2 separate regions of the Mus musculus genome follow, and region 1 is linked to region 2. Evidence: chromatin loops called from intact Hi-C (ENCODE). Cell type or tissue: heart. All regions are shown on one strand.

The links. Peaks named below come from ENCODE experiments on the same cell type or tissue, not always from the same donor. Only the 100,000 strongest peaks of a DNase experiment are listed, where the experiment ranks them.
Region 1: a loop joins it to region 2, with 2.8 times the contacts of the local background. A loop is called at or near these places in 4 of 42 quality-filtered maps.

The regions. Positions count from the first base shown.
Region 1 is chr16:57,851,019-57,853,518 of GRCm38, forward strand. No RefSeq gene overlaps it. Among named protein-coding and RNA genes, the nearest start is that of Gm24039, 32 kb to the right of the region's middle. In heart, a CTCF peak has its summit at 1,008 (motif pointing left); no DNase peak of the experiment used is centred here.
Region 2 is chr16:57,640,325-57,642,824 of GRCm38, forward strand. The region is part of intron 2 of Col8a1 (collagen, type VIII, alpha 1); the gene reads right to left. Among named protein-coding and RNA genes, the nearest start is that of Gm51269, 31 kb to the left of the region's middle. In heart, no CTCF peak of the experiment used is centred here; a DNase peak (open chromatin) is centred at 1,197.

The DNA.
Region 1 (2,500 bases), 210 kb after region 2:
AACAAATTTTCTGGAAAGATTGCCCATTTTTGTGGTCTCTATTATTATTTTTATTTCTTCTTGGAGTCATTCTAAAGAGGGGTTAGCTGTCCTCACCACTGAAGTGCTTGTTAGTGTCACCATGACCTTGGTGTTTTAGAATTCTGTGGTTGGTTCTCAGTGGTCATGTTGACCTCTTAGGTCATTTTGAAATTTTTTTTCAACACTTGTATTCCAGACACCATAGTTTCTGGTGTTCTTTTTAGTCTCCTCTGCTTTCCTTTGTTGTTGCTGTTGGATAAAAAACATTGTTGGTTCTTCATCTTCCATTGGTCATTTCACTGAGATAATCCAAGGTTTCTTGGACCTCATCAGTTCTCCAGCACAATTAATTTTGGGAGGCGATTTGATTGTGTATATATGTTTTGAACACTGTCCATTTGTATCTTCGAGCTTCACTTCCTTGAATTCCAGACACAGGTATCAATTACTTGCCCAAATTCCATTTGAAAGACAAATGTATGGCTTACATGTAACATGATCCAGACAAGACCTCTGATCCTCCTCTTGCAATCAGCTGCTCCCTGAATTACAGAAGTCCCGATTTTCTGCCAGGATGCTTACAGCATTTACTGAGGTATTCATTTCTAAAGAATCTCATTTAATCTTGCACTTGTTATTTCTCACTTTTAAAATGTCCCCCTAGTTGAAACCTTTCTGCTAGTCTCTAATGTCATTATCCTAGTTCAATCTTCAGTGGGCTTTCTCCTTTGTGTCACCCTTCAGACATCTATTCATACAGCAAGCACCTAAGAGGCAGCAGCCTTGTACCTGTGACTCTTCTTGTGGTAAGTTGTACACTGAAGAACAAGCTGGGAAAACCTTTTGCTTCAACCCTGCTTTAGAGAGATGTTTCCTTAGTTGCTTCCCTGGCTGGCTTTTCCCCACTCTCCACTTTGCTGTCCATTCTTTACTTAGCAGTAACAAGAATCTTTTGAAACACCCAAGCAAGGGCACATTACTCCTGTGTTCAAAGCCCTCTAGTGGCTCTTCTGACCTCCACACTCGCCTTAATTTATCCCAGCCACACACAAACACGCTCAGCTCCTTACAGCTTCCCAGACTCTGTACACACTGTTTTGTTGGCTTGGAAAGCTCTTCCATGATGCCTGTCACTTGAACTTTTACTTCATTAGGATTCTATTTAAATGCCATGCCAGAGTGTCCCCAATCACTCCTTCTTTAAAAGCTGCCAACATCTTGTATCTCTTGACTTTCATTTATAGCAGTTGCTCCTTATCTACAGAGGAGACATTCCAAGACATCCCAATCCCCACCACCACCACCACCACCAGTGAATCCCACCACCAATGAGTGCTTTAAACTCCATACAATACTAATTCATACAAATACTTCTTTCCTACATACTAGTGCTAGAAATTGGTTTACAAATTAAGCATGGTAAAGGATTGACAAATATTGCTAATTAAATAGAACAATTAGACTAACTCCCCACAATGAAAAATGGAGAGCGATTTTCACTTGTTAAGGTCTTATTTTCTGCACATTAAAAAGTAGATAATGAGACTTACAGTTGTAATTCTTGTGTATATAATGCCTTCTCACTAGCCACACTCCATTTGATCAAAACAAGACTAATACCTACACGCCCCTGTTCTACCAACTACAGGGAAGTAGATGAGAGAAATTTCTTTCCCCTATATTCTGTCAATGCTGAGATCTCCGCCAGGAGGGGAGGGCGTCACAAGATTTGCATCTTCACAAACATTTGAGTCAAGAACTTTCCTGAGGTGTCTACTGAAAGGAAGAAGCCAGAGTGGGAAATATCATGAGGGAAGAGATTCAATGGTGCTTTGATCAGGAAGTTCATTACATTTGTTTTAGCTCTTAATGCATATCCACTTAGGTCTGCAATCAGTTATAAAAGTTAGGCAAAAATCCTAGTGGGAAAAAATAGCATGTGTGTACGACTCCATCTGTCCGAGCCTTTGCCAGAAAAAGTCATGAATCACTCGTCTCCTGATAGACAACTTGCTTTCTTAGTTCACAATCATATTTCTCACAGATGTTGCCTTTGAATTAACCATTGTCTCAGTTCTGAATATTTTCTGGACTTGAGACTGTAATATAAGTACTTCCCACCTACCATTCAGACTGGGAATAATGGTCCAACAAGGAAGGAAGGGGATATCTGAAGCAGGCCCAGGTGTTGGGATGCAGGGTTAGGGACAAACACTTCTGTACAAGTTTGGTATTTCTCAAGTTCTGGCAGCAGGCATGTTTACTTCCAGGTTATGCAAAGTCTCAGCTTGGGTTCTGGAAAAATGAGCTAAAAACTTTGCCTAAAAGGAGTTTCTTGCTAATTTCTGAAGACATCTTGCTTTTATTAGGACATAGCTGTTGTCACATGCCCTGTCCTGAGAAATGAAGATGTCATTCACTGTACAGAACCCATACCTGATTCGGCTTTTATTTTCTAGCAATTGACACTCTCCTATGC
Region 2 (2,500 bases):
ACTGAACAAGATATTCCCTGGTTGCAGCAACATGGATGAAAAATTAATATGTAGTTGTTTATTACAGGATAAATATTGTACCCTGTATATATGTATGTGTATATGCATTATAGGTATACATTTAACATATATATGTATATGTGTGTATATATATATACATATATATATATATACACACATATATACACACATACATACACATACAGGACATATATTGTAAGTCACACCCTTTCTCTTTTATACATTGAAATCTGAAAATTGAATCCTTCTGTGGGGATGCATTATCATTGGGGAATCTTTCAATGCTGTGCCCTGATTAGCTCTGAATAAAATTGATCATAAATGAGAAAATTGGAACTGGAGAAGTTATAAACATTTTGATATTAATTGTTAGTAAGTTCATAATTAATTAATTTGTTAGGTCCAGAGGATCGTGTAGTCTAGGCTGGCTTTGAACTTGCAGAGGATGCCTTTGAACTTCTGATCCTACTGTCTTCACCTCCCCCCTCCCTAGTGCTGGTATTACAGGCAAGCATAACCATGCCAGCATCTGCAGAACTGTCTTTCCATTGCTATCTTCCCATCCTGAACTTATATGATGGGTTGCCTTTCTGAAATTCAGAACTGTATATTTGTCTTTGTTATATTTCAAGATAGAAAATTAAAACTCCTGTTGGTTGCTTCTAGGAGCACCATACCCCCATCTTATTTTGTGAGGCACAGGTCTATCAAATTACATCCCCACTCTTCTCAATTTTGTCCTCCACACAACCAACCCAACTTGTTGGTTGAGAACTTGTACATTATAAAATAGGATCTTGAATTGAGTTTGATACTCTTTGTTCTTAAGATGAGGTATTCGTGATATCGTTCGTGAAGCCACTGGGGATGTGACTATCCTTAACAGAACCCAAAGAAAATGACCTCATCAGATCCTGGCCAATCAATCCAATGAGTATATTGGGCAAGATCACCCAACAAACATTTCATGATTTTAATTCATCTTTCCTTCTACATATTTCAGAACCGATGAAAACTAAGCTCCGGTTGTGTGCTTCACTTACAACCCCAGATCCTATTATAATTAAGAATCCACCTACAACCTAACATGACCGGTGGGACATACGGGAGTTGAGAAGTCCATTATATTTTGCCACTAAAATGGGCCACACACATAACCCCCCTGAAATGAGTGGCCAGGCAGCGCATTCCAACAGGTCTCTAGAGGAGATGTCACAATACTCTGAGTAACCAATTACAGCACTTCATAGATTTCCTAGTATCTAATCGGAATCGCTTCTGCTGGGCTTTAAGCTCATTTCCTCTTTCCATTCTCAAAGGAGGTGGGAAACATCTGGAGAATATTTTCTCTTAAAATAATAGCTCACATATTTGAAGCCTGTAATTAGCTCCCTTTGTTTCCCTAACTGGAATATTGTCAGCTGCTAAACAGCTTACAAAACACTTGAGAGAAACCTTGAAAGAGTGCATTCTAAAGTGGAATTTCTCCCTTTCTGCGAATGAAAGTCCCGATTGTCTTCAGAGCACAGAGCCCCGAAGCTGTAGGTCTGACTCAGTCACCCATCCAGCCAGAGCATCACTTCCTTTGCTTGCAGAATGATGATGGTGGTTAGTAGAATTCAAGGTCTTTTCTAATTCTGATGTTTTCTGGTGAAGAAAATTTACACCCTTCACAGGTAAATGGACTTACAATGGAGATGATTAAGGTTTTTGTTTTGGAAAGTTAAATATATCCTCATACTTCAGGTTGCTTTTCAATCTCCAGTCTTATAGTTGGGGATAGAATTTATAAAAACCTCTTTATAATTTTTTTCCTTGAGAGATAAAGCAGTATTGCATGAGACACTGAAGGAAGACCCCAAATAAGAAACAAAGCTCAGCGCATAATGCGTTAAAGGGCATTCAAAGGTCGAATACAAAACTGAAGGTCATTGAGAATTCCCTAAAATGTGGCTGTGAAGGCCAGACGTGGTATTTAATCCTAGGACTCAGGAGGCAGGAGCAGGCAGAGCTCTGGTGAGTATAAGCTCAGCTTGGTCTAACAGCAACTGTTAGGTCAGGACTCTACAGTGAGACCCTTTCTCAAAATAAAATAAAATAAAATAAAATAAAATAAAATAAAATAAGTCTGTGAATTATGTTCTCCTACAATCATGTGACCTTAAAATTCTTACGAAGTCATTCAGTAAATATTGATTTTGAAGTAGGAGTGGCAAGTGAATGGGCTGGAGACGTGGCTCAGCCATTAAGAGTACTTGTTGGTCTTACAGCAGATCCAGGTTTGGATCCGAGTGCCCACGTAAATACAAGCATTGGCAAAGGCGTCCCATGAAACAGTCCTTGCCAGTCGGTGAGCGCAGTGTAGTTGTGGTGGAAGTGGTCCTCTGTAGATAAATTGAACTAGCTTAATAAAGTAAGGTGATAAAAATTAGGCTCCTCTCAAAGCATCTTAGGTCATAAACCCCACAAAGTTAAAAAT